7 separate regions of the Homo sapiens genome follow, and regions 2, 3, 4, 5, 6 and 7 are each linked to region 1. The links are chromatin loops, found by intact Hi-C in ENCODE. Cell type or tissue: mammary epithelial cell. All regions are shown on one strand. Region 1 holds the start of LOC105370409 (a long non-coding RNA gene). Region 2 has its middle 8.2 kb from the start of LINC00596. Region 3 holds the start of DHRS4 (dehydrogenase/reductase 4). Region 4 overlaps LOC105370407 (a long non-coding RNA gene). Region 5 holds the start of LOC105370411 (a long non-coding RNA gene). Region 6 has its middle 11 kb from the start of JPH4. Region 7 has its middle 4.1 kb from the start of DHRS2.

Region 1 (4,000 bases):
CTTTCTCTGGGGAGTACACAGGCAGGCCACTGCTTAGAGTGGACAGAAGTGGAACTGCAGGGGTAGATGGAAGTGACAGTTTAATAGCCATTGGGGTAGACAGGTGAGGGTCCAGGGAGGCTGGGCCAGGCAGGGGACAGGGGACATGGCACAGCATAGACAAGAAGACAGCAGAGCTAATGGTGTGAGCTTGGAGAAGGTGGAGACAAGGACTGGAGTGTCACAGCACACTTTGTGTGGGGTGAAGCTTGAGGTCTGAGCAATGCCCCTTGAAGGCCCCAGATTTCTTCAGCTTCTTTGCTCCCTGATAGGTTAAGTTTGCTACCACATGAGAGGGGACATCACCTTGCAATGGTGACAGCATTCAGAGTGGCACATGCCACTGCGGAGAGCCGGAACCACGGAGACCATTGTGACCTGGAGGCCAGAGTGTTGGGAAACACTGAGTGGCATCTCACAGAAAGCCAGAGGGGAGGACGTGGGGCTATCAGTCCAACTCCTCAGTTAATAGCCAGGGAAACAGAAGCCCAGGGAGATAAAGACGGTGGCAGAGGAGGAATTCTTTCTTAGCAGATCTTCCATTCCTAATCCAGGATCATTTCCAGGGCTCCCAGGTGAGAAAATGGGGAGGGAGAAAACTGAGTGAATCTCCTCTTAGAGTCATTGGCCTCCTAGGGGTGGGCTGTTGGCTGCACTCCTGGGCATTTTGGCACCACTTTTAATGATCCACATCCTTAACTCCTCAGGCAAAGGCTTCTCTTTTCTAGGTTCTCAAGATGCTTGAATCCTGGGACAAACACAGAGGAAGGAGCTCCTAAGGATGGGGGCAGTGGTGAGGAAACAGGCCACTGAGACAGTGATGGTGTTTGTAGGCAAAGAAGCTACTTGTATTTGCCAACCACACCAGGAGGCCAGGTTAGGAGTTTCAAAACAAGTTTGCTGCCAAGAAAAACACACAAAAACCCATAGATTCATGCTCTGTAAATCTCAAGAAGCAACTCTGTCCCATCCCCAGTCATGCCCTACACTGGGTCTGTCTTAGAATTCTATGTGCAAACTGGCCCCTGCTACTTATGACACCCCCGAGGGCCTGGCTTTCATTCATCCTCCTATCCAATCACTATCTGGTCCCCAGGGTAAAGTGCAGTATCTATACCCAGAGTCACAGCCTGCAGAGCCTCTGGGAGAAGCCGGCCACCAGGATGCTCTTCCCAGTGACGTAGCTGGCATCTGTAGAGTGCAGGAAGGACATGGTTCCTGCACAGTCCTCTTAACCCCTGCATGGAAAGAGAACAGAACTGAGGCCTCAGCCTATGCTCTAATGAACTCTGATCGCTGGTCCTGCTGCTCTGAACATAGGGCCCAGCACCACCTCCAGCCCTGAATCCCACCTCCCTGGCCCATCAGAGGCCTGGGCTCCATAGAGAGATATGGTGGGGCCCCTCATGCCCTCCAGATCCCACCTCATGGGCTGTGCATCCCCAGACTCTGTGAGAGGACGGGCTGATAGGTGAGGATACAGTCCGAGAGCCCTGTCTCCCCTGGAGAAGACTACCTGTCTCTGCTATCCACAGGGGTTTTTAAAGGAGTTTTGCAGAGCCAGATTATCTTCAACCTGAAAAAATTCAGAGGCTCAGTGCTAAATAGAACTGTGAAGGGCCAGAGAGGCTGCCATGGCAGACTCATGCCCTTGTGGGCAGATGGCCCTGCTCAGTGCTGGGTCTGCAGTCCCTCGACTGCTCCCAGAGAGGACAGCCCTGGTGCAGATACAGGAAGTGAGAGGCTGCTGGTCTCACAAAGCCATGGCCAGACTGGGGAAACCAACAAAGTGGTTGGTGGGGGCAACTGGGAGCTGCTGAACCCTCATCATGTGGTTAAAGTCAGTTCTTGATGATTCCTGGCAACAGGCGGGGCACCTGGATACCCTTTGGTGCCAGCTCTATAGCCAAGGGCTTGGTGAGTCCCAGCAGTGCAGTTTTGCTGGTGGTATAGGCCTCCAGCATCTAAGAAGGAAATGAAATGGATAAGGTGCACTGCGCTGGAGGAGAGGGGCTCTTGCTAGACCCCCAAGGCTATGGAGGATGACTATGCCTGCACTTACACCTGCACTCACACCAGCACTCACACCTGCACTCACATGTTTCTCCCACTCCACTCCAGGAAATTACCAGTGAACAAAATCTGAGCAGGAGCGGAATGAAGCCTGGGCTTAAAGAAAAGTCAGGAAGGCAGAGGCTGTGTTCACCCATGCTTAGCCCAGAGAGAATTGCTTAGGGTGCAGAGCCAGGGAAATGCACTAAAGAGACCCATGACCAGATTCCTGCTCTACCATGACTGGTCGCCCTTGGGCAAGTCACTTATCATCTCCATGTCTCAATCTCCTCCTCTGCCACAGGGAGTTTATCAGGCCTGCTCTGTGACAGTCATAGGAATGTCATGCAGGGACACTGATAGCCTATAGTGCCCCCTGGTGTAAATTTTTTAAAAAAACTTTCTTCTGAGCTTATGCAGCCCCACTAGTGCCTGACTTTGTGAGAGCAAATAGTAAAGCCACCCTGTTCTTCGGGTGAATGTAGCCCCAAGCCAGGGTACATGTCTTGTCAAGCAGAGCATGGACTGGATTTCAGCTCCTACTTGTTTCTAGACTAGGCGACCTTGTGCAGTGAACAACCTATACAACCACACATGGCAGCCCTGGGGCTTTAGGAACTAAATGAGATAATGGCAATAAGTGCAGTTTTAAATGTGGGCAGGACAGGCATCCAGTGTTGTGCACTTGGATTTTACTATCATGCGGGATCAATATTTACCTCCCTCATCCTGGCAACCACTCCACTGCCCTATCCCCAAACTCCCCACTAACTGTTTGAGGTGCACAGACAGCAGCAGAGGCAATCAGCACCACAGGCCTTCCCCTGTTAGAAGCGGACAGGCATGACAAGTGGAAGATGTACCTAATTAAGAAGCTATTTGCTTCCAGAAAATGAGCTTCCAAGTGACGAGGAGGCAGAACTGAGGAAGAGGAAAGAAGGGAAAGTAGGGACAGTGCCAGGGTCTCTGGGAAGAAGTGACTTCTTTGGGGAAGTTAGAGCTGAGAAGGTCCGACACAAGCTCCCCTGCTCAGATGCCCCAGGACTCCTAGGAACTAGCACCCAGGCAGGGCCAATCAGCATCTGGAATTCTGGAGAACAGGACCTGGGAACATGGAGCCATCAGTGTGAGGCTGCCACCTGGGGACGGCCACTCCCACAGGAGGAAAATGCACTGAGAGTGGCCTGGGTTGCAAATCTCACTTCGGAGCAGGAGCAGTAACTAGTTGCTGACTTGGACTCAAACAAGCCCAGACGAATGGCAAAAGGTGGAGAGTAGCTCCGCCATGAGAGACCCCAGCAGGGGAGGGACTGAAGGAGCTTCTTTTGGCCTCTCTGGAAAGGTTAAGGTCTCATGGCTATACCACATGGCCTTGTCCCATCCTTGCAGCTACCACTGGCCTGCGTTTCTCAGACGACAGAGCACGTCAGAGGTGATTGGGGCTCCCCTCTGGGTGTGGAGTCCGCCCGCCACATTCTTTCCAAATGTTCCCCTTCACTGTGTTGGTCACATCCTGTGGGGCCCAAGAAGCCTGGAGACGTGGTTTAGGAAGTGACATGAGAGCCTGGCATCCAGGGCACACTCCACCCTGCTCTCCTTGGGATATTCCACTTCCTGGGCCCCATCCCCCAGTGTTGCCTCGGGGTAGCAGAGAGCAAGGCAAAGTCTCCCCAGCTCCCATGGAGCCCTCACCCCATCTTCTCCATATGGGGCAAAGGTTGGCTCAGCAGCAGGGCCAGGGCCTTTGCGTTCCTGCTTGGGATTTGAAGTCAGAAAGAGGAGGGGAAGGGGGCCTGTCCGTTCAGCCGGCACCTCTGCTCACCTGGAGTCCCACGGACCAGACTGAGGGGAGGCACTGAGGGTCTGCGCTGCTGCTCTCTATGTGACCGCTGAGTCATGGAGGAAAAAG
Region 2 (4,000 bases), 180 kb before region 1:
AGGGATGGAGATGAGCTTCAATTAACGAAAAAAAAATAATTTGAATAACATAAAAACAAGATATGGTGGCTGCTGGGACTGTAAAATGGTACAACCATTTTGGAAAACAGTTTGACAGTTTCTTAAAAAGTAAAATACACATCGACCATGCAATCCAACCATTCCATTCATAGGTATTTATCAAAGAAAATTGAAAGCATATGAGGACTTTTACATGAATGTTCGTAGCAGCTTTATTTTAAAGAGCCAAAAAATGGAAATAATCCAAAAGTCTACTAACAGGTGAGTGCTTAAAATATATCTAAGCAATGGAATACTACTTAGCAACAAAATGGAATGAAATATTGATATACGCAACAGCACGGTTGGGTCTTGATAACTAGGCTGCGCAAAAGAAGCCAGACAAAAAAGAGTACATACTATATGACTCTATTTATACATAAAAGCAACTAATTTATAGTGACAGAAAACAGATCAGCTGTTACCTGGAAGGCAAGGGCTCAGGGAGGACCAAGAGTTACAGATTACGAGGTGTGTAAGTTAACTTTTGAAGATAATGAATATGTTCACTATCTTGACTATGATGATTGTTTCACGCATGTATACATATGTCAAAACTTATCAAATTGTGCAGTTTAAATATGTGCAGCTCATTTAAATATGTCAGTTACACCTCAATAAAGCTGTTAAAAATACACAAAATGGTGGGTTTAAAGATGGTATATTACTTTCCTGTTGCTGCTGTAACAAATTACCACACACTTAGTGGCTTAAAACAATGCAAGTGTATTCTCTCACAGTTCTGCAGGTCAAAGGTCCAACCAAGATCGTCTCACTGGACTCAAGTCAAGGTGTGGGAAGGGCCAATCTCTTCTGCAGCATCTTAGGGGAGAATCTATTGTATTGTTCAACATCTGCTTGCCACCTCTTTTCCTTCTCTGTGGCCTCTTCCTCATCTTCAAACTGAGTTACTTCAATCTCTGCATCACATCACCTTCTTTCCTCTGTGGTAAGATCACCTCCTCTTCTCTTCTCCCTCTTGCAAGTACATTTATTATAACTACATTGTGATTACATTTAGTGCCCACTCAGCCCAGGATAATCTCCCCATCTCCAGATCCTCAACTTAATCACACCTGCAAAGTCCTTTCCGCCACATAAGAAAACATTTGCAAGCTCTGGGGATTAATGTGGATATATTTGGGGCCATTATTCGGTCTACTGTAGATGGTATATTGTTCGCTCTGTGAAAATGCATATTGCTTAGTATCTAGGAAAGGCTTATCTCCTTCTGCTTTGCCCTGAGGTATTTATACGTAGTGTTGGCTCTTGAAGAGAGCGGAACAACTTCCAGGTTGGATACTATATGAAAAAGCTCACTGGGCAGAAGTCATCCACTTCCTGTATGGGATTATAAGGCATCCCCAGTATAGCAGCCTAAACATGTTAAGCCCTTTCTCACATGGGCCATGCTTTTTCTTGAATAAAGGGCTTAGGCAGCTGGGGGAAGGATGACCCTTTAGATGATTGTTACGATTTTGTGCAAAGCTAATCCTTAGCTCGAAGGCGTCAGTCTGCCCTTTGTTAACTCATCTTTAATCATATCTGTGGTCTGACCAGGGAGATGCTGGGAAAATCCTCACCACCTGATTGCTGAAAGCAAACATCAGGGCCTATGTGTGGAGCTACTTCTACGGAAGCCGCTGAGGTGATACTCTCATTCCTAAAGTAGGGTAGACCCTTGAGCTTTGTTGACCCCAGACCTTGACCCTGGTGAACATTCTCAGAAAAGCAGGGTGTCTAGAGATAGGGTGTATTATGATAGGGAACGGGGTCAGAGGGAGATTTTCCTCTTAAGTCCTGCAGGGGTAGCAGATGGAATTGGAGTGACACTGTGACTGCCTACACTCTCTAGAGTGGCTGCCTCTTGTCTGCAGTCTGGCCCACACCGACAGTAGGCCCAATTTGTGGAAGCAGCCTTGCCCAATCCAGAAATGTCTCCAAGACCGGGAATTCTTCAGTGTGATCTCCTTCAAAAGGGAGAGAGTCATAAACAAATGACAAATGCAAGACAAATAGAGACTGGGGATAGCTAGTGGTTGAGCTTTGGGTATCTCTCGCAATGCCTTCGAGGCTCACAGGATGGTTCTTGATCTGTAAATTGACAGGGATAGCCCACATTTACAGAGTACTTTCCTATAGGCAGGGGAGAAGGTCTTATTTGTTCCTATTGTTGCTCTGACAGGCCAGGTTTCCTCCATATAGTTTAGCATCTGGGGACTCTGTCTTTCTAATGCAAAGGACCAGGTGAAGGAGGTGTGGGAGCCTGGGGAGATGGGAATGAGCTCTGTGATTGCGGACAAAGCTGAAGTTCCTTCCCTTGCCTGAAGGGGCCAGCAAAGGCCCAGATAGGGTGGAGACATCTTGACTCCCAGGAGGGAAAAAAAATCCCAGGAGACAGACAGCTCCTATCCAGCAACTGTGTGATTTCTCTGCCTGGACATTGACAGATCCTCCCACAGCGTTCCCTACCTGCCTGGAGATACTTGGGCTGGCCCTAGATGTCGGAGAATGGCAGTCTATGTGGGATTCAGGAGAGGGAGTGCACCCAAGGGCCTGGATGGAAGGGGCCACGAGGGTGTAGAATCTCCCACCGAGTAGCTCTGCCCTCTTGGATATTCCTGGGATGTCTGTGCCCCAGCCAGAGCCTGTGATCAAGCCATCAAAGCTAATAAGATAATTTCTGCATTAAATGAAATTGTGGATGAAGGATAGGGATGCAGGAACAGACTAATGGCTCTAATGTTTTTCCCCAACCTTTCACATCTCAATATAGTGCAGTCATCAGACTCCTTGTTCACGTGCTAGGAAAATGATGACTCCTCGGAGAAGCTGCTGGTAATGATCATTTAGTTTCTCATTCTTTTGTGTTTAGTTGGATGGGGTCAGGCAGGATAAACCATGGTAGAGGAGAACAGTAAATCACAATCTGCTCCATAGATAAGCATCTCTTTTCCCACCCAGTTTCACTGGTTGCCATGTTTTCAACAATCAAGAATATTCTTATTTTTTATTTACAAAAGTAAATTCTTCTTATAAAAAACAGAGAAAAAACAAAAGCCTCCTTTTACTTTACTCCTCCCATCTACACCCTGCCTCAGAAGTATCTATCACTGTTGATTTGGAGAATATCTTTCTCTCTATAGATAGTGTTTTAAAAATATGTCCACAACTATTTGATATGACTTCTTTCAAAAGGTGGAACCCACTCCCCTCACCTTAAGTGCAGGACGGACTTAGTGACTCACATTTAAAGCATAGAATGTGGCAGGAGTGATGATTTATGATGTCTGAGACTAGGATGTAAGTGGTGTTGAGGCTTCCTGTCTTGTTCTCTCCAACCCCTTGTCCTGGGGGAAGCCAGCTACCATGTTGTGAGGACACTCAAGCCAACCCAAGGAGAGTGCTGTGTGTTGAGGAACTGAGGCCTCCCGCCAACAGCCACATGAGTGATCCATAAAGAGATTATTGTAATGGATTCTGCCACCTGTGAGGGCATAGGCTCCCAGATGTCAGAGATACTCTGAAATTCGGGATTCCCAGGTACAGGAAAATGAGCAGAGGACAGAGCACACAATCCCCAGGCACATTTTTATATTGACACACAGTACCTAAGGGTGTATATAACAGGTATGTCTATTTTCAGTAACTTGGGTTTTGTGGTGGTTGCTGATATTTGCTACCCAATCGCCCTTCAGGGTTAGAGGATTTATTATCCCAGCTGCTGGCAGTGCTGCTGGCAGAGAGCCCTCACCCATCAACCTCCTCTGTGATTTCCTAAACTGAAGAGAGCCATCATGCCCAGGGTCATGCCCCTTCCCAGTAGCCCACATCCAGGATTGACTAATGAGTGGTATAGAGCCCAGCTCTTACACCCCAACTCAGGAGAGCTCTGATGGCCACCCCATCTTCGGAACTCTCTGCAGGATTGGCTGAGGCA
Region 3 (4,000 bases), 230 kb before region 1:
AAGCTTTTTTGGACTCACATTTGTGACTTTCTTGGACTCATATTTGGCTCTTTCCAATGCACATTTGAGCATTTGCCAGACAGTTCCTTAAAAATGGAATTACCCTATTCTGTCTACCATACTACTGTCTACTATTGCTTAAGATCCTCCTCTTCTAAGATTATGCAAATTATTTCTGCCAACCTTCCAATCTGTTAGCAGAATCCTGTACTTTCCATTTTTGGGTAGATTCTCCCTTCCACTCTGGGAAATAAAGTGTATGCCGTGAGCCTCAAGGGAAGAGGAGCTTCCTTTGTGAATGCTTCATATTTGCTTCAGCAGCTGCAAGGCTGGTGTCCACTACTAATTCTGACATCGACTTATATACTTTCTTTGAGACTAAAGTCCAGTACCCGGTAGTCCACAGGCAGCCAATAAAGGAAGGGAGCCTGGGAGGTCTGGGTCTTTCCTTACTGGCTGTGGGACCTTGGGAAGTTGCTCCAGCTATCTGAGCCAGGGTCTGCAGACTGAGAGAATAGTCCTTGCCTTGCTTGGGTTGTTGTCAGGTCTAGAGATAACCTGTGTAAGGCTCTGAACACAGGAAATGGCACATAGTAAGTGGCTGAAACATGGTGGGCTGCTTCCTGAGGTTCCCAGGGACTTGACTCTATAAGCTGAAGAAGAGGGGAATGTTTATTAACTCATGGGTGGGAACATGTATTTTGTGATTGTATTTACCCTTCACATCTGTTCAATTAGATTGAAAATTACTGCAGAACCAGTACCAGCTGTTTCTTTGGGGTACTCAAGGGATGATGCAGGGTTGAAGCATTAGAATGTTTTAAAATTCTCTGACTGAGATGGGATGATTCTCTGACGTTAGTATATGGACATAATAGAAAGGCACACAGTAAAAATGTGCTGCTGTCTAGGAAAGCAGGGAAGGAGGCTCAGGCTGGCTCCGTTTTCCACCTCCTGGCTCTGTGCCCATTTCCCTGCAGCTCACCGTGGCCACCAGCCGCTCCCGGTCCTCCGCCTTCCCCACATGGCACACGGTGCCCGTCACGCTCAGCCCCTCCCCCTGCAGCGTGGCCACCGCCTGGTCCACATTCTGCTGCTTCCGGCTGCTGACGACCACATGGGCCCCGTCCTGGGCCAAACGCCGGGCGATGGCGAAGCCGATCCTGTGAGCAGAAAGAGACAAAGACTGCTAAGGCCTGTGCAGGGGAAGAGGTCGACAGTATGAGCTCTGAAGTTAAGACTGCCCGGGTTTGAATTCTGGCTCTTTCTCTATATAACCCCTACGTGTGCCTACTATGTGTAAAACAGGCTTAATGGCATGGCCATTTTTGGCATTCCTTTACTTGTTTTTATTATGACCTGGACCACAGCCTCAGTTCCCAAGAACTGACATCACTTTCTACAGTTCCCACCATGGGTGACAGGCTTCATCCCCTCTTGGGACTGAGAGGTGAGAAATGAGCTGGGTTTGCAGCAGCAGCCACTTCCGTGATTTGAGGGTCTCACTCAGAACAGCCCTGCCCCCAGGTTTCTTTCTTACTCGTCTACATCATTCTCAAAATTCTATCCTTAGTTATTTTTTGGGGTGCATGTGAAAAGATGGTCTCCGGTCAAAAATGTAAATATTGCCTTGGGAGGAAGAGTTACACATTTTGCATTTGTCAGCTATTAGCATTTTACCTACATTTGTATTTTAGTTTTGTGAAGAGCTGGCATCTAGCAAAGTCCTGTAGAAATGAGGACCAGGATAGACAAGAATGGTGGGTGAGAAACAGGCTGGGCAAGGTCGGCCCAGATGTACCGACCTAAACAAAAATCTCGACATATGGCTCTGGTGTCCCATCTAGGTAAGGGGGAGGGGTTCCGGGGGACTTTCCGGTGCCCAAATAGAATGTCTGGTACATTTTCAAAGTGCTGGAGGCCGTGGGATAGTATTTTGAAATCCAGATTTCCTTGGATTTCCAGTTTCTGGTCTTCCCAGACGCTAGGTGGCGCTGGTTGACTGGGGCAGCCCAGAACACTGGGGAGACTAGATCGATAGGGCTGCACAGAGGTGGCACAGTTGTGCCAGAGGTAGCAGGGACAGGAGGGCTGGCAAGGGAGGGTCCAGGGCTAGGGGATTCGGAGTGGCTTCAGGCGGACCACGTGGCTACCTTTTTTCCAGGGCCAGACTTTGGCAGCGTGTAAGGTCTGAGGACAGGGGCACCGGAGGCCGAGGATGAGAGGCCAGTGCCTGTTTCCAGGCAGCCAGGGCCTCAGAAACTCCGGCCGGAGCACTCACCCGTCGGTGGAGGCCGTTACCAGGGCCACCTTATTTGCGAGCGGGTCCCGGCGGGTCATCCCGGAGCTGGCCATCCGCACCGAATTCCAAGCCCGGGCACAGAGGCCTAGCAGCCCCGCCTTGTGCATGGATCAGACCAGCAAGTATGGGTTCCACTCTTCCCAGGGGCGGTGACAGAGTAGGGCGAGGGGCAGGACGAAGGGCGGGCCGATTCCCTGCCCGCCCTGCTCCCCGCCCCGGTACCGCTGTGAGCGGTCTGTGGCCCTGGGCACCTCCATCCGCCGCGGCGCCCCTCCACCATCTACCTTCCGCCTGACTGGGGCTTGCCTTTCCGGGCTGGCGGGTGAGCTCTCCGTTCAAGTTGCCTGTAGGGCTCGCCCCTCCCCTGGCCCTTGCAGGAACCCGCAGGCTTTGGCTGCTGCCTTTCTGCATCTGCTTGCCCACCTTTTCTTCTCTGGGAAGTGGGGGTTTTGAGTTGGTTGCTTTTGCTTCTTCAGAATTCCTTCTCCAAGAAAGTCTGGGTCTATGTGTGTGACAGCCCACAGGAGGGCAAATGTTTTGAGACTGCCCATGGAGGTGAGGCCTGTGGTCGCCATGGAGTCCACCAGGTGAGGCTGGAAGAGCCTGGGAGAGAGACGTGATAGGGAGTAGCTGCGCCAGGCCTGGCACTGCCCTTCACTCTGCCCAAGGTCTCTTCCATCTTCACGGGCCCTGGAGGGCAGACTATGGTCATTGGCCAAACAGCATTCTCATGTCCGTTGACAAAGGGACTTCCTCCTTTACAGGGGCTAAGTGGTAGCGAGGAGGCTGGACAGTCCCTCAAGCAGTGGTGGAAATGCAAAGAACTCGGGGCACTCAAGTTCTCCCTAACCACTCTGTCCCCAGGTCTTAGCCGCCATCTTAGTTCAATAAATATTTGTTGAATGCAAAATCTCTTTATGAACTGTAAGCTACTAAGCACATAGTAGTTACTGCCACCATGTAGTGATTATTATTGGTGCCCTGGGCCAGACTCTTCATCTGTAAATTACTGAGGGTATGGATGATGAATAAAGTCCTTGCCAGCTATAAATTCTGTGTCCAAGACTTCAGTCTGCACTTCTGCCAAGTGGGCTGAAATGATCTCCCTCCTGGGTTTCCGGGAGAATGAAGAAATCTGGATGGCTTATGGTACAGTGTAGAAAGGCCCCAACAGACCCAAATGCAAGCATCTGAATTGGTTTAACCCACTGGCCTCCAAAGCCAGACTGAGAAGCAGTGCTGGTTCATGGCAGCGTTTTCACTAGTTCAAGGCAAAATGAGAAAAGGAAACAATTACAGTGAGTTTCATAAAGCTAAGCTTATTTAACAGTCCTTTATTGTGGAGTATACGTTTGCTTCTTTTTGTGTGTGTGTGTGTGTGTTAGTGTTTTCTTTTAGAAAAGATGATGAAAGCAGATGGGTAGGTTTAGAGATGTGTTATTGGTGAAATCACCAGTTTGGCAGCCTTATGCCAGTCCCTACAATTAAAGGGGAAAGAATCCTGGTTTGTGAAATCCAGTTCTAGGCATGACTTTTGAATAGAATTCATGTTTGCTCAAGATTCATTTAGTATATGTGCAGGTAAGCTGAGCAGCTGAAAAAGGGTTTCAACATTCAAAAGGGGGTGTATGGTGAGCAAGTAATAGAACGGCCTGCACTGGAATTCTAGTGTTTTCCTCAGCCAAGAAGTTACAGCTG
Region 4 (4,000 bases), 63 kb after region 1:
GAAGATCACATGAAGAGTAAAATTTGTTGGTGTATTGTGGACCACCAGATCAGGGCTGGTGGTGGAGTGGGGGGGTGGCAGCTGGAGAAACAGAATCCATTGCCCACATCACAGATCGTGTTGGGCTCTGCCGAACCCAAGGGTTACAAGAGTCTGTTTTAGACATCTGCCAGGTCAAAGAGCAAGCCACGTAAGTACCATCCTGTCCTCTGACTATCTCTCTTCAACCCTGGTAGGAGAGGAGTTGAATGAAGAAGGAGCAGAAGCCACTGCAACCTCCTTCCTAGATCACAGACTCTCTCACTGCTGGCCCTGGCTGGGGAGCAGCAGGGGGAGGAGAGGGAGGAGTCTTACCTATGGATGAAGTGTGAAGTATTGATTATTGTCTTGGCTAGACATCTCTTCTAAGTTTTTTATTATGAGAGTTGTTGAACATAAAGGAAGGTGTCCATCACCTAGATGTAATGATTGTTACTGTTTTGCATATTTGCTTCATCTTGTTTTTGCTGAAGTGTTGGGGTAGATTGAAGACGTGTGTTTCACATTTCTGGATACTTCAGACTGCCTCTTCATAGAATAAGGATGTTTTCCTGCGTGCCACAGCAATGTTGTGGGATTAATGATGATTCCTTGGCATGTCCTGGTACCTGTACATATGTGGGTTTCCTAACTGTCTCTAAGGTATGTTTTCATATATAATTGGCTTGTTCATGCCCAGAAAGAAAAACTGGATACTTAACATCTTAACTGAGGCAGTTAATTTATGACTTAAAATGAGTCAGAACTGTGCCCAAAGAAAAACCATAAGAATTTCATTCAGGAGTGGAGGAATTTTATCCCTGCTGAAAAAAGCTGAAAGACAGGACAGAAAACAAGAGGAGAATTATGTATTCTCATAATTTCAAAAACAAGAAAAGTTTATGTCTTGTAAGGTGACAGGCACTGCTGGAAAGATGCTGTAATAAGTTTATTCACGTCTTCGAAACCCAGATGTTTAAAAACTGCATGGGAACCTTATACATTGCTAATGTGCATGCAAATTGGTGCAAATTCTATGCAGGGTGCTGCAGCTGAATCTATCAACATTTTTAAAGCATACATTCTTTGATACAACAATCCCTTCCTATAAATAAATTCCTATGGAATTTATTCTGTATGTATCCTTACCAGTGAAATGGCAGTAAAAGGATTTGCCTTGCAGCATTGTTTGTAATAGCAGAAAATTGGAAACTATCTTAAAAGACCATCAGTGAGGGACTAGTTGAATATATGGTTGTATATATTATTATTTTTGTGATATATTACGTGTGTGTGTGTGTGTGTGTGTGTGTGTGTGTGTGTGTGTGTGTGTGTGGTGTCTTAGCTCAGGCTGCCATAACAAAATACCATGAACTGGGTGGGTTAAAGAGCAGACATTTCTTTCTCCCAGTTCTGGAGACTGGGAAGTTCAAGATCAGGGTTCCTGCTGCTGGGTTTTCTGATGAGTTCCTGGCTTGCAGACTGCCATCTTCTGGCTGTGTCCTCACATGACAGATAGAGAGCTCTGGTGTCTCCTCTTAATAAGCCTTATTCTAGGCATCACCCTTATGGCCTCATTTAACTTTAATGACTTCTTCACTCTACATACAGTTAACATTGGGTGTTAGGACTTCAACATATAATTGGGGTGGGGGTCACAATTCAGTCTCTTGCATGTGGCGTGGTATTCCACAACGGAAATGCAATAGAATAAGCTAGCAGAAAGAATGAGGCTCTATGTACAGATAGACTGTGAAGTGGAAAACAGCAAAGAACAGGATGAGGAGCTGAGTGCATGAGCTGAGTGCCCACATTTGCCCTCCTTATTCACTCTTGGCCCTTCCCCACCTGTTCCGTGCCCCAGAGTGACCTCTTTAAACTGCATCAATAGACTCTTGTTCTCTGGCTTAGGTTGAGTGCAGCCCATGAGGTGCTGCAGCAAAAGGTCAGAGGGAGGAGAGGAAGGACAGGTGATTATGCCCCCACACCTCCCTGGAATGCTCCTCAACTGGCAGTGTTGCTCACACTATGTCACTGTGCCCTCTCACTCAACTGTTGCTGGCTTTGGGCTTTTCCTACACCTTGGTAAACAGTCCATTTATTAAACTCTACTGAAATGACTCACTTTATGTGTGCCATCTGTTTTCTGTCAGGACTCTTGTTGATACAGTACGTTAACATTTGTGTTTTTTTAAAAAAAAAAACTGGTAAGTATGCTTGCAGGTTGAGGTACATGCACTTATTTATGCTTAGAATATCTCTGGAAAACTGCAGAAGAAACTGGTAACAGTGGTTGCCTCGAGGGAAGGAAAATGGGTGGCTGGGAATAGGGGGAGAAGAAGGGATATGTATGTTTCCTGCACCCCTTTTGTTCCTTTTAAATTTTGTACTCTATGTAGATATTACTTATTCAAAAATAAGTCTTAATTTAATTATTTAAAAAATAAAAAACAAAAACTGCAGAGAGGCTTGGTGCCAGAAATCTTTACAGGCAGCCATCCCTGTAGCACCCAGGTACCTCCCTCCCTAGGGGCAGCTGCCTCTGCTGGCAGATACTCCAAGCTACCAACTAAACAAAAATACAAACAAAAGCATAATTAACAGGCTTCTTCCACTCTGCACTATGTAGATGAGAGGTGCAATGTTCTGAAAAACTTTGATGCGTTAACTCAGACCATTTGCTGATACTCATTGGCAGGCAACAGGTTCCTACTAAAGGCAGTAATTCATAACCACCATCAGCATGTGTGCTTACCACACTTTTGTCCCTCCCCTGGTGGAGGTCAGAGCCACAGTGACCAGGATAGAGCCTGCTGGGGATTTTCACTTAGGCCCACCCTCTAGTCCCTCTCTGACATCTTTGCCACCCTAGGGACTCAAAACCATCTATGGCCTGGTTGAGCAACAGCAACACATCAGGGGGTCAGGCTTGGAGACCACACAGGAAGGCCTTATCCACCTCCTTTGGGCTTGGCTCTTTCTCCTGCTCCTCAGCCATGGCCGACCCATTATTTAGCAACATCTCTATTTTATCATGCTCATTATACTGCAGTGTTCTTCATTTTCATCTCATTATTGTTGGCGGGGTCATCCAGCGGTTTTGTCACCCAGGAGACTGGGAGGGAAGCTGTACACTCAGCTCTCTTCCCCAGGCTTGGCTAATCCATCATCTGACAATACATTGTCAGGTGTCTGTCTTCTGGTTGTAGGGTGGCCACCGGAGCCTGTCAGTCCTTCCAGCTCTTCTTCCTGTCAGAGATGTCTAGTTTAATCACAGTTCCCTGCATCGATCCTTCCCTGCTTAGACAGAAAAACATATCTATATTTTATAGACAGATATATAATTGGTAGAGAAAACAGTACATGCATACAAATCCTTTGTATGACTCTTTCGGGGGAGTAGTGTCTCGAGGTAACTGACTGCAGTATTGGAAGCATATAGGATAGAATCACTCCTGCCCTAAAGAACACATGTTGCTGCTACTTCCCCAGCTAACATGACACGAGGGCTGTGGATAGAAGTCCCTAGGACATTTTTGCAAAAAGGCTACCATAATTTTGCCCCAGTTCTGCGGCATTGCAAAACTGGTTAGGATCTCAAGGAGGTGACCACAGGAAAGGAGTGGACAAGGCACTGCTGTGAGGGGAACTGATGCCCATTGTCTCCACCTGAGGGCCCTGCCCATCTCTCCTCACATTCTGCTCTCCAGCCCCATAGCGGAGATATAGGGCTCTAAGCCCCAAGCCCCCCGCCCACCCTGTGCCTTTTCTCATGTGGTGTCTCTGCTGGAACTGCTTCTTCTCATCCTGTGAAACCCAGATCTCCACTGCTGCCTCTTTGGTGAACGCTTCCTGGATCCCTACCCTATACCCATCAATACCCCTCCAGCAAATTGAAACCTACTTTCTTCTGTGGTCCCATAGCACTTTGCTCCTGGGATTGTTGCAGTTGGTTCTCCACTGTGTGACTCTTCCATTGCTT
Region 5 (4,000 bases), 200 kb before region 1:
GAAAGAATTAAGGTCTACAGAACATTATTTGAGTGACTGTCTTCTCAGTTTCTCTAGGATGTGACATAATTAGTTCCATTCTAGAAGAACGAGAAATATAAGTTAATTCATTACATAAAATAGATGCCTTTGGGCATTAGGGCTTAGTTTGCTCATGTAGCCCAGATTGAGAAGGGCTGCTCTGGGCCCTCATCCAAGGGTCTCAAGCAACATCAGAGCTCCCTCCTTTTCTTGGCCTGCCTCAGTTGCTGCAACTAACCCATAATGACTTCTTGAGTCATGAGTTTGACAGTGTACACTAAATGTAATTGGAGTTCAAAGGACAGACCAAGGCCCTGTGGGGGGTAATATGTGGAGTTATAATTGTTTAGGCATTCTAAGGTCATCTAATATTAACTTAGAATAGGCAGTGAACTTGGAGAGAGAAGACTTGAAACTTTGCTCTCTCCCTCATTCCTTATCGGGGACTCTGTAAGGCAGGACGGCGAGTAATGACTTCCCTCTGTGGTAAGGGAGTAGAAGTTCTCTGTTCAAAAAACTTTAGATCTTGTAAACAGTGATCTAAATCAGCAGTCCCCAATCTTTTGGCACCAGGGACTGGTTTCGTAGAAGAGTTTTTCCATGGACTGTGGGGTTTGCGGGTGGATAATTTTGGGATGATTCAAGCTCATTACATTTATCGTGCACTTTATTTCTATTATTATTACATTATATATTATATACATATATATATATATGTATATATATATATATATATATATATATATATGTAATTGTACAACTCACCATGATGTAGAATCAGTGGGACCCCTGAGCTTGTTTTCCTGCAACTAGATGGCCCCATCGGGGTGATGGGAGACAGTGACAGATCATCAGGCATTAGATTCTCATAAGGAGTGTGAAACCTAGATCCTTTGCATATGAAGTTCACAATAGGGTTCATGCACCTATGAGAATCTAATGCCTCTGCTGATCTGATAGGAGGTAGGGCTCAGGCGGTAATGCGAGTGATGGGGAGTGGCTGTAAATACAGATGAAGCTTCCCTTGGTCGCCCACCACTCACCTCCTGCTGTGCAGCCTGGTTCCTAACAGGTCATGGACTTGTCTGGTCTGTAGCCCAGGGATTGGGGACCCCTGATCTAAATAGCAAAGCTGAATAAAGTATGCCTATCCCATCTGATATAAATTGAGAGTTGTTAGGATTTGGCATGGCGCATCAGGGTGTTGAGTAATCTGGTGTTCATCAGTATTGACAGGTAGAGAAGATAAGGATGTTTTGAGCTCATCAAGACAGGAGCAGACACCTGTTGGGACAAGAGAGCACAGCAGCAGGCTGGTTCTCCCATCCTCGTACCCTATCATATGATGCTGGTCAGGAGGAGACTGGGGAAATATTGTGATATTATAGGTTAAATCTTTGGGAAAGCATTTTTTGAGTCAGGCTTGGTCTGGACATTGTCTGACTCCCGTGGCTTGGAGGTTGCCAGGGCGATGACACATTCCTTCAAGATTTTGGTTTCTTTCCTGGCCAGATCTAGCAGAGCCAAGTTTTCTTGGGTGCCTGCAGGCTGTCAGAAGAACTCCATCCTTGCTTCTCTGTCACTACTGTGCACTGAATCCTGCCTGAAATCCTCCACTTCCGCCTTTGGCTAGGAACCCTTCCTTTCTTCCCTGCTGGACCCAGGGAGGAGGAGAGGCAACATCACAACTTTCTGTGCTTCCATCATAGCTGTGGGACTGTCTCTGTGTAAAGTCCTGCTGGCCTAGAGTTTCTAGCTTCTAGTGTCACCTGTGGAACTACAAAATTTATCCTTATTCCAGGTTAAGTTCCTCTGCTATGCATTCTCATGTACTTCCTTTTTGAAATAATTATTAACTGAATGAGTGCTTATTTAATATTTATTTTCCTGAGCTAGACTATGAGCTCCATAAGATCTGGAACGAAGTCTGTCTTGGTCACTGCCATATTCCTATTGCCAAGCACAACAAAATCATTGTAGGCATTTCAAAGAGGGAATTTAAAACAGGAAATTGGTTACACGTTGGACTGGGCTGAGAAGCCAAATGGGCTGGTGAAACAACCACATATTAGTGGCAGCGGAAGCTGCTACCATCCTGAGGGCTGGAAGGACACAAGAAAGGAGTGGGGAACAACTTCATTCTGATTAACTTCATTCTGAATTATATGGAATTAAAAAATTTTTCTTCTGGTAGGAGTGCCCACAATACTAGTAAAAATGTAGGCCATTTAACATTACCCTATTTGAAATCCACCATAGCCTTCTTGAGTTTCAAATCTGAAATCTGCAGGGATAATGTTTCTCAAAATGACAAAAGCACCATTTCTGAGGCAAAGATCCAGCCTGTCCTGGGCAGGTTGGCCCTTGGTTAGGATTTCAGGTCACGCTTGCAGATAGATCCATCACGCTTCCATCTCAGATGGGCTGTGACCTTTTGGATGCAGAGAAGGCTGTAATGCCACTTTTGTCCACCAGAGGGCTGCAGGGTCTCCCCTCACAGTCCAAACGGCTGAGATTTGGTGACTCAACCATGCCTTGGCAGGGTGCTGCCTTGAGGGGTCTCCTCTTAAGTACCTCATGTGTTGGAGGAGATCTGGGGGTGCAGAGGCTGCCCTGATTCCAGAAGGGAGGAATTTTGTATTCGGTTCCCTCATTTTCTCTCTCCCGGCTTCATTTTATGTTTCATAACAATTGATTTGAACAATTTAAAAATCGGGAAATCAAAGTGGGGGTGTGTGTGTGTGCATTTTGTGGGCAGGGTAGCAAGAAGTGGGAATAATTCTGGTTACATTAATTCATGCCTGAACTCGCAGCTTAAACATTATTTAATGTTGTAGAAATTCAGAGATGGAAAAGTGACCTTGGAAATAATTTAGCATCCCTTCATTTATAGCCAAAGAAATGAATGCGGCCCTTGCCGCTTGCGAGATGCCTGGAAGGTTCAGAGCCTTTAGGAATGCAGCTAATATGTAAGGTTATTAAAGCGTTTTTGGTAAGATTTTATTTCAGTATTCCAATCTTTCTTCCCTTTTCTTAGACTCAGCCTGAGCCTTAACAGCAGCAACAAAGCACAAAAAGGCATTTTTCAGTTTTCCATTGAAAGTACTTGGCTTTCTTGTTCTAATCCCATAATTAGACTTTGGATTCTTTCCAGACTCCATTGAATCAGAAGATAGAAAGGCCTGACATGGTAGAAAAAAATTATCCGGGAAAATATTGGAGTGAGTAGAAAACCAGTCAAACTCCTAATTGCAAATTCTCTTAAAATTAATTGAAAAATGTTACTAAAGAATTTTCAGCAGTACAGCAAAGACCAGTCACTGAAGTAACTTAAGGGAGAATGCACTAAACTGAAAAAAAATCAATGTGGGTTTTCTAAAAAAGTTTCAAAAAACACCCAATGAGCCCACACAAAAAACTTTATTTTAATTAATCCCAAAGAAAGAAACAACCACAGGGAACCATACACAGAATTCAGAAAATGGCTGGAGCCTCTTTTCAAAGAAATCAAGTGGACATTACATCCTCCCTAGTGAAAGTCAGAATAAAAAAGAATGAAAGTAATGATTATTGCAAAAGACACATTGAAAATCATGTTTAAACTGCACAAAGCAGAAATGGCACTTAAATCAGTAAAGAAACCTGAGCAATAGATCCAGAATTTAAAGAAACTAAATTAAGAAATGAAACACTTCAGGAGGGCAGATCTGGGGAATAGATCTGAGTATTGCAATTTCTGAATAGTTAGACTTCCTGAGTAAGCCAAAGAAAGAAAAGGTCCTAAATCAATAACTAAAGATGCAGGAATACTTTATTCCAGAATCAATAAGAGATTAGACTTGAAATAGAGAAGAGTTACATGGTCTAACAGAATAGTTACGAACATTTAGGAAACAGTTCTCACACTTATACATCTTTTCATTTGATTTTTACAACAATGTGAGGTAGACAGATATTATTAATCTCCCATCTTACAGAT
Region 6 (4,000 bases), 140 kb after region 1:
GTTAAGTGAAATGAGCCAGCCACAAAAACATTAATATCACATGTTCTAACTTTTTTGGACCTGAGGTGGGAAATTGTTTAAAATGTTCTAACTTATATGTGGAAGCTAAAAATGTGGATCTCATGAACATAGAGAGTAGATTTGTGGTAACCAGAGGCCAGGAAGGGGGTGGGGGGATGAATATATGGTTTAATAGAAGAATATACGGTTTGATAGAAGAAATAAAACCTAGTGTTTGATAGATCAGTAAAGTGACTATAGTTTATAATAATCTATTATGTATTTCAAAATAGCTCCAAGTAGGCCGGGCACAGTGGCTCATGCCTGTAATCCTAGCACTTTGGGAAGCCCAGGTGGGCAGATCACCTGAGGTTGGCAGTTCGAGACCAGCCTGGCCAACATGGCCTCTACTAAAACACAGCCTCAGCCTCCCAAGTAGCTGGGATTACAGGCATGCACCGCCATGCCTTAGCCTGGCTAATTTTGTATTTTTAGCAGAGATGGGGTTTCACCATGTTGGCCAGGCTGGTCTCGAACTCTTGACCTCAGGTAATCTGTCCACCTCGGCTTCCCAAAGTGCTGGGATTACAGGCATGAGCCACTGCCCTGCCTTTTTTTTTTTTTTTTTGGAGAAAGAGCAACCTCAAAGTATGGGGCTTAAGTGATCCTCCCACCTCAGCCTCTGGAGTAGCTGGGACTACAGGGGCACACCACCACACCTGGCTAGCTTTTTTAATTTTTTTGGTTTTGGTTTTTTTTTTTTTTTTTTTTTGAGACAAAGTCTCACTAGAGTGCAATGGCGCATCTCAGCTCACTGCAACCTCTGCCTCCCAGAATCAAGCAATCCTCCCACCTCAGCCTACCAAGTAGCTGGGACCTCAGCTATGCACCACTACATCCAGCTAGTTTTGGGGTTTTTTTGTAGAGATGGGGTTTTGCCATGTTCCCAAGGCTGGTCTCAAACACCTAGCGCAAGTGTTTTCTCAAATTTTTTGTAGAGATGGGATCTCACTATGTTGCCCAGGCTGGTCTCAAATTCCTGGCCTCGAGCAATCCTTCCACCTTCATCTCCCAAAGTGTGGGATGACAGGAATGAGCCACTGTGCCCAGCCTTAGTTTATGTACAAATATAAATCATTACTGTGAGATAAAATGAAGCACTAGTATGGGATTTAGTAATGCTCAGGTTTTTTCCGCATATCTGATGTCCTGGACAACTCTGGCCTTGACCCTCAGCCTCGCCAAGCCCCCAGCTCCTCTTTTTGCTGTAGAGCAAGGCTGCATTGCTCTGAGAGTCTCGTGAGTCCTAACCGCACATCCCACCCACACTTGCACAAGAGTTAATACTTAGATCAAGTTGTAGCAAAATAAGACTTTACTTTGCTTTATTAAGACTAAAATAAGCAAAATAAGCAGTACCCCAGCAGAAAGTAACCTGGCTGCTTGCTACATTTTGGGCATCTTGCTCATGCCACTGCCCAGGGCTCAGAGATATAGGCTGCAAGACCACTAGCTTGAGATCAGCCTTCTTCCCTCATCCTCTGCTCCCTGGACCCAGTCATTAACAGCACACAAGCATGTGCACATCAGTATGAGGCAGGGTACCTCACTGTGTACCTAGATCCAGTACAGCCCCGATGGTTGCCCCAGGGGTTGACAGTATTGCCCACTTCCCCTTTACCAGTGCATCCCACCCCAGGGAAAATGCAGGTTCTTCTCTCAGTTTCATTGGGTGAGGAGGAAGGTCCAATCCCTTAGCCTGACTCCCAAGGCCCCCTGTTTCCAACAGCAAGTTTCTCTCTTTGCAGCCATCATAGGAAGCAAATGGGCTAAGGAGGGAGGAGGGGTACCGGAAGATGCTGGACTTTGGGGGCCATGAATCTCACAAAGCTATTGTTCTCTCCCCAGACGGGGAAAAAGGAGATGTATACCCCATTTGCCCAATTTCAGAGGGTTTACAGTCCCTAAGGCCTGTCCTTGGGTCTTTCAGTTCATGGATCTCAGGTTAAAAATCCCTGTGCCATAGTGAACCCAGTCTCACAGAGATGTGTAGAGAAACAAAGCAAAACCATTATATGTCCAGGGTGGTATCTGTCAAGCAGGTTCCCTTTTCAGCAAGCCAAACCTGGGAGCAGTGAGAGGCGGGGACAGTCAGACAGCGAAGGCCAGCCATGAAGAACATTCTGGAATCATGATCTGATAAGCAGAGGGGAGCTGTGCAACCAGCCAGCAGTGGCCAGACAGAGGAAATGCAGTGTCTGGCAGCTGGCCATCTTCACCCTCTCCCACCAGCAGCATCTCTGGCCCCATCCTGACCCCTGGTGGCTGCCGGGAGATGAGGAGGAAAATCTTTTCAAGCTCCTCCCCGCTCTAAGGGCAGGGGGAAGCTCCCAGGTCCCAGCACAGATGAAAAGCTGTACCCTCCCACCTCCACCCCCACAGGCCTCAGCTGAGGTCCCCAGGAGGTGCCAGCATGTTTAGGGCACCTTCAGGAGGATTTGCTCCACTGGAGTCACCAGATGCCTACTTAATATAAGCCTAGCAATCAATCAAACAAATGTATACTGTATAAAACACTTTTCACCTATCAAGTTGGCAAAAATGTGTGTCTGTCTGTGTATCTGTGTATCTCTGTGCGTATGTGTGTGTGTGTGTGTGTTACAACTAAAGATCAATGCAGGTCAGGGTGCAATAAGACAAGCACTTTCATGAACAATTGGTGAGGGTGTAAATTTGTACAAACTTTCTAGCAGAGATGCTGGTAAAATAAAGCCAAAATCTTTAAAAATGTTTCTATCCTGTGACTCAGAGATCCTTATGTTAAGAATCCAGCCTGAAGAAATCAATAGACTGATATAACATGATACCTGGAATTTGAAATAAATGAGGGAGGAGAAAACAAGATTGGACAAGAGTGAGAATTACTGCAGCTGGGTGATAGATACATGGGGGTTCTTTATTCTATTCTGTTTACTTTGGTACATGTTTGAAATGTTCCATGATAAAACTTTTTTTTATAAAACTTTTTAAAGAAAGTATCAGAGGCCGGGCGTGGCGGCTCATGCCTGTAATCCCAACACTTTGGGAGGTCGAGGCAGGAGGATTGCTTGAGCTCAGGAGTTCGAGACCAGCCTGGGCAACATGGCAAAACCCTGTCTCTACAAAAAAAAATACAAAAAATTAGCCAGGCATCGTGGTGCACACCTGTGGTCCCAGCTACTTGATCCTGGGAGGATGAGGCTGCAGTGAAATATAATCATGCCACTGCACTCCAGCCTGGGTGACAGAGTGAGACCCCTCAAAAAAAAGAAAGAAAGCATCAGAGATACAAAGATTTGTATACGAACATGTTAATTTTTTTTTTTTTTTTTGAAACTGAGTTTTGTTCTCATTGCCAGGCTGGAGTGCAATGGCACAATCTTGGCTCACTGCAACCTCCACCTCCCAGGTTCAAGTGATTCTCCTGCCTCAGCCTCCCGAGTAGCTGGGACTACAGGCATGTGCCACCACTCCTGGCTAATTTTGTATTTTTTTAGTAGAGATGGGGTTTCTCCATGCTGGTCAAGCTGGTCTGGAATTCCCGACCTCAGGTGATCTGCCTGCCTCGGCCTCCCAAAGTGCTGGGATTACAGGTGTGAGCCACCACACCTGGTCACTTGTTAATTTTTAATAGAAAAAAATGTAAAAGTGCTATGCTAAAATAAACAAATTATTGTGCATCCAAACACTGGAATATTATATAGCCATTTAAAAATCAAGGATGTTTTAATGACATGGAAAATGCTTACAATGTGCCTGGCTCACACCTGTAATCCCAGCACTTTGGGAGGCTGAGGTGGGCAGATCACTTGAGGTTAGGAGTTTGTAACCAGCCTGGTCAACATGGCGAAACCCTGTCTCTACTAAAAATACAAAAATTAGTCTGGGCAAGGTGGCTCACACCTGTAATCCCAGCACTTTTGGAGGCCGAGGCGGGTGGATCACCTGAGGTCAGGAGTTC
Region 7 (4,000 bases), 96 kb after region 1:
CCAGCCTAGCCAACATGGTGAAACCTCATCTCTACTAAAAATACAAAAATTAGCCAGGTGTGGTGGCGCATGCCTATAGTCCCAGCTACTTGGGAGACTGAGGCAGGAGAGTCGCTTGAACCCAGGAGTTGGAGGTTGCAGTGAGCCAAGATTGCACCACTGCACTCCATCCTGGGTGACAGAGGGAGACTCCGTCTCAAAAAAAAAAAAAAAAAAAAAAAAAAGAAGGGGCAAACTAAAGAGCTTCTAGCGTGCTGGCAATGTTGTATTTGATAAGCAAGTGATGCCTACATGATGTCCATGAAGATATATTATATCACCTATGTATGTGTATACTTTTTACGTATGTGTTATAATTCACAATTTAAAAGTTTAAAAGTAAAGATTACCTGCTCATGGTAAATTTTAAAATTCAAGCAGCTTAAAACTTAATTCAAAAATTAAATCCTCCAATTCCCTTCTCAGAAGAAAATTTGCCAGCATCTCAGATACTTTCTCAAAGTTGTTCTATGCAAAGGGCTTTGCTTTAAATAAGCAAAACTTTCTGATTTTAAACATTCAGTTCACAGAGGGCTTTCATGGAGTATCCTAGCCAGGAAGCAGAGGATCAGTAATGAGTGTCATGTGAGTTCCTTGAACACAGGCTCCACTCCTCCCTCTTGGGGCCCAGGGCTTGAAACACAGGAGTGCTCAATAAGGCTGGTGAGCTAATCAGGCTGGGAAAGTTGCAGGTAGATAGGACCTGCAAGACTGAGGAGGATTTTGACAGGGGCAGCAACAGGATAGATCCTCCTGTCAAGGGGAACAGGCTGAGAGGAAGAATGGAGGGTGTGGATGTCCAGGGTGTTTGGGAGAGAGCAGGGATGCCTATGTGCCTGGAATACAGAGAATGGGGGGCTCATGCCTGAGAAAGCAGACTGCAGTTCTGAATGACTCCAGCAGGCCGGTGCTGATTGAAGCTCTCTGAAGGGATGTCCGTGGAGCTGAGCCAGTTAAACCAGCCACAGACATCCAGGCTGCTGTGTGGAGACCTGTGCCCTCAGGAGGCCCTTCAGAAGGGAACGGTGTGCCTCTGTAGCTATGCGCAGATGTGAAGGCAGGGAGAGGATCTGGCATGGGAGACTCAGGTATGAAGATATATCACCATGAACTGGAAAATGCCAGGGATGCTTGTCTAGGAGACCCTCTTTCACCCAAATCCTAATTTCCCAGCTCCACATTCATGTTAGCCCAGAGGCTCCTGCCTTCCCCTATGTGGGATTCCCATTGGCCTGCCATTCCCTACTCTAATGGAAGAATCTGATGAGCTTCCTGTTGAGAGAGGGAGGGAAGGAGTGGTTCCAGCAAGGGGTTAGTTAGCAGGGCACTCAGGGACTTAGCAGTGTGCTTTTCATGTGGGACAGGACAGTGCCAGGAAGGTGAAGAGAGGCAGGCTCTGGCAGCTCTGGGCCAAGGGGCCGACAGATGTGAACTTGCAGGAGGCTCTGGCCTGGGATGACTCTGTCTACAGACCCTCATCAGTTCCAGACATGCTCTGGCCACTCCATCACCAAGGGACTCCTGGTTACTAAGCAACCCCTGCCTTACCTACTGCATCTCCCCTTGTTCCTTAGCAACTCTTGCATAACTCAGTTCCTTCGAGTTAGGGGTCTGTATCTATAAATTATAAGTGAATGGGTGCTGCTCAGGAATTGTGAAGAAACTGTCTATTAAATATCAGTCTGTACTCAGTGTCAAAATGCAGGCGACCAAATGCTTTGCTTTGGGAAGGAAGCCTTGATTTCCGATTTATATCTCTTCTGATATTGTATTTCCAAAAACAATCTTTGTAGGTCCTAGACCTCCTCCCTCTTTCCTCCCAGCTGCTTCCACTCTGCCTGCTGTTGCTCTCGCTTACTCTCTCACGCCTCTCTCCTTCCTGCAAGGTCATATTTACAGCCTTGCATTACGTGGAGACAAGGGGTTTCAGCTCCTGATTGGTCTACCTTTTCTAAACAGGACACCAGATTCTGAACATTGTTATGCCCCCCCTGGGGAACTCCTCTCCTTCTGCTGCGAGCTCAGATTAACCCCCTTTTGAGGTTGAGAGGAATCCAGTCTCCTTGGCTGGGAGGACAGCAGGAAAAAGAGGACTCGCCTTTTGTCGGGACAGGACGCCCCCTGCTGGAAGGCTAGAGTAACAGCACCTGTGAGATGTGTTCCTAGCTCAGCAAGTCTGGCTGTCCCCTTTCTGGCCTCTAACAGTTCTTACCAAGCCCTGCTTGTCTGAACTTGCCTCAATGTGGTTTGCAGGAAAGCTGACCTATTGTAAGGAAAGGCAACTCTGCCTGGACTGTTGCAGGTAAACAACCTGCAGAGATGAAGTCAGGCCTCCTCTGTCTCCCCTGCTTCCCCTTCCCATGCAAAGCCCCTCTTTTGCCTGGGAGGATGGGAAGAGTGAGCAGCTTCCAAGGCCTCTGGTTCACCCTACCCCACTCACTTATGCTTTCCCCAAAACAGTCAGCTCGGTCAGCTGCAGCAGAATTGACCACAGGTCCTGGGAGCTTAGAATGGTCCCTGAGCCTGGCACTGCCCACTCTGATACCCCTTTCCATGCTTATCAATTCAGATGCCCAAATTTGGGGGTGGGGAAGCTGAATGGGCACACCCTTAACCTAGTCCCATCTTGGAGGTGAATGGCCTTCAGCACTGGTCCAAAGAGAGAAGAGAAGGGAAAAGGAAAGGGGTGGGGGGGGTAGAGGAAGAAAACAAAGATTAGAGGAGAAAGAATGAGAGACATGGAAGAGTTAGAAATATTGAAAATCAGAAAAGAGAATAATGTAAACAGGAAATAAAATTCTAAGCTCCCCAACCAACTGAAAGCACTCCTCTGCTTGGCAAAGGGCATTCCAAAGTCAACTTAAAAAACCAGTGCAGGCCATGATGGGAATACAGGGTTGGACATGCCTCATTATACCCTCCTCCCTTTTGAGTTCAGGCATGACTGACCAGCATTAACAGTAAAATGGAGATCTTAGGGCTGAAAAAACAGACTTTTAGCAATAAGATACCAAATTCTAACCTGACTCTAGTATAGCATCACATGACAGATAGCAGGTCCTGAAAAAAACTGAAGTATTTTACATCAAAATGCATTTCTTTGACATTTTTTGAAATGGCCCTGCAAAGCTGTCTCTTGTGAGGAAAATTTACATCCTATAGAAAATCCCCTTCTCTTTCCAGGTCTTTTCCTGATCCAAGAGAGATTTAACTAAGAGTCTGGCACCTTTTAGGATCTGATAAAAAATATTTACAATCTATTATCTATGATGCCTACTACCTGGAGGCTTCATCTACGTTAACAAGAACCTTGGCTCCCACAACTCCCCTTATCTTAACTACAAACATATCTTTCTATTGACCTCAACTCTTTAGGCAGAGCTTAACCCTTTCAACCACTTGCCAATCAGAAAATCTTTAAATCTACCTGTGACCTGGAAGCCCCCACTTCAAGATGTCCTGCCTTTCTGGGCCAAAACAATGTAATCCTTACATGTATTGATTTGTGTCTCTGCCTGTAGCTTCTGTTCTCCTAAGATGTATAAAATCAAGCTGCAACCCAACCACCTTGGGAATATATTCCCAGGACCTCCTGGACCTGTGTCATGGGTCATGGTCCTCACATTTGGCTCAGAATAAATCTCTTCAAATATTTTACAGTTTGACTCTTTTTCATCAGCACTAAGGAGATATCAGCAGAAGCTGTGTGATCTTGGACAAGTCTGTTCCCCTCTTGCCTCCATCTGTATCACAGTAAAATAAGGGGTTGACTTGGGTGGTCCAAAGGACTTTGATAGCCCCAAGAGCTTTGTATTGATAATCAAAGAAGAAATAGACTGAGCTGCAGACATAGAGGCAGGAAGAAAGAGCATCAACATAAAAAGTGAACAGGAGTGAAGATGGGCAGTTCCAGTCATTATAGACCCAACCCAAGGCAGTGAGGCAAGGCAGCCCCAGCCTG

Evidence for each region. Peaks named below come from ENCODE experiments on the same cell type or tissue, not always from the same donor. Only the 100,000 strongest peaks of a DNase experiment are listed, where the experiment ranks them.
Region 2: it touches region 1 in a loop (18-fold over the local background); 39 of 110 quality-filtered maps call a loop at or near these places.
Region 3: a loop joins it to region 1, with 17 times the contacts of the local background. A loop is called at or near these places in 11 of 110 quality-filtered maps.
Region 4: it touches region 1 in a loop (9-fold over the local background); 4 of 110 quality-filtered maps call a loop at or near these places.
Region 5: it touches region 1 in a loop (14-fold over the local background); 41 of 110 quality-filtered maps call a loop at or near these places.
Region 6: a loop joins it to region 1, with 8 times the contacts of the local background. A loop is called at or near these places in 9 of 110 quality-filtered maps.
Region 7: a loop joins it to region 1, with 7 times the contacts of the local background. A loop is called at or near these places in 5 of 110 quality-filtered maps.

Annotation. Positions count from the first base shown.
Region 1 is chr14:23,726,192-23,730,191 of GRCh38, reverse strand. It overlaps LOC105370409 (a long non-coding RNA gene), which reads left to right and starts at 450. Exons shown (of 6, transcript XR_007064083.1): 1 at 450-614. In mammary epithelial cell, CTCF peaks have their summits at 45 and 2,447 (motif pointing left); no DNase peak of the experiment used is centred here.
Region 2 is chr14:23,909,172-23,913,171 of GRCh38, reverse strand. It overlaps a transcript of LINC00596 not described here. Among named protein-coding and RNA genes, the nearest start is that of LINC00596, 8.2 kb to the right of the region's middle. In mammary epithelial cell, a CTCF peak has its summit at 2,394 (motif pointing right); a DNase peak (open chromatin) is centred at 2,401.
Region 3 is chr14:23,952,198-23,956,197 of GRCh38, reverse strand. It overlaps DHRS4 (dehydrogenase/reductase 4), which reads right to left and starts at 2,428. Exons shown (of 8, transcript NM_021004.4): 1 at 2,282-2,428; 2 at 986-1,163. The coding sequence starts at 2,409. It overlaps DHRS4-AS1 (DHRS4 antisense RNA 1), which reads left to right and starts at 1,086. Exons shown (of 2, transcript NR_023922.2): 1 at 1,086-1,450. RefSeq lists enhancers at 1,787-1,916, 1,967-2,096, 2,707-2,906. In mammary epithelial cell, a CTCF peak has its summit at 2,000 (motif pointing right); DNase peaks (open chromatin) are centred at 2,037 and 2,477; H3K4me3 peaks cover 2,073 bases; H3K27ac peaks cover 1,278 bases.
Region 4 is chr14:23,663,588-23,667,587 of GRCh38, reverse strand. LOC105370407 (a long non-coding RNA gene) reads right to left here. Exons shown (of 3, transcript XR_943607.3): 3 at 3,182-3,267. Among named protein-coding and RNA genes, the nearest start is that of DHRS2, 29 kb to the right of the region's middle. In mammary epithelial cell, a CTCF peak has its summit at 1,510 (motif pointing left); no DNase peak of the experiment used is centred here.
Region 5 is chr14:23,928,448-23,932,447 of GRCh38, reverse strand. It overlaps LOC105370411 (a long non-coding RNA gene), which reads left to right and starts at 2,434. Exons shown (of 2, transcript XR_943618.2): 1 at 2,434-3,242. It also overlaps a transcript of LINC00596 not described here. In mammary epithelial cell, a CTCF peak has its summit at 2,496 (motif pointing right); no DNase peak of the experiment used is centred here.
Region 6 is chr14:23,587,484-23,591,483 of GRCh38, reverse strand. No RefSeq gene overlaps it. Among named protein-coding and RNA genes, the nearest start is that of JPH4, 11 kb to the right of the region's middle. In mammary epithelial cell, a CTCF peak has its summit at 2,313 (motif pointing left); a DNase peak (open chromatin) is centred at 2,283.
Region 7 is chr14:23,630,284-23,634,283 of GRCh38, reverse strand. It overlaps a transcript of DHRS2 not described here. Among named protein-coding and RNA genes, the nearest start is that of DHRS2, 4.1 kb to the left of the region's middle. In mammary epithelial cell, a CTCF peak has its summit at 2,166 (motif pointing left); a DNase peak (open chromatin) is centred at 2,233.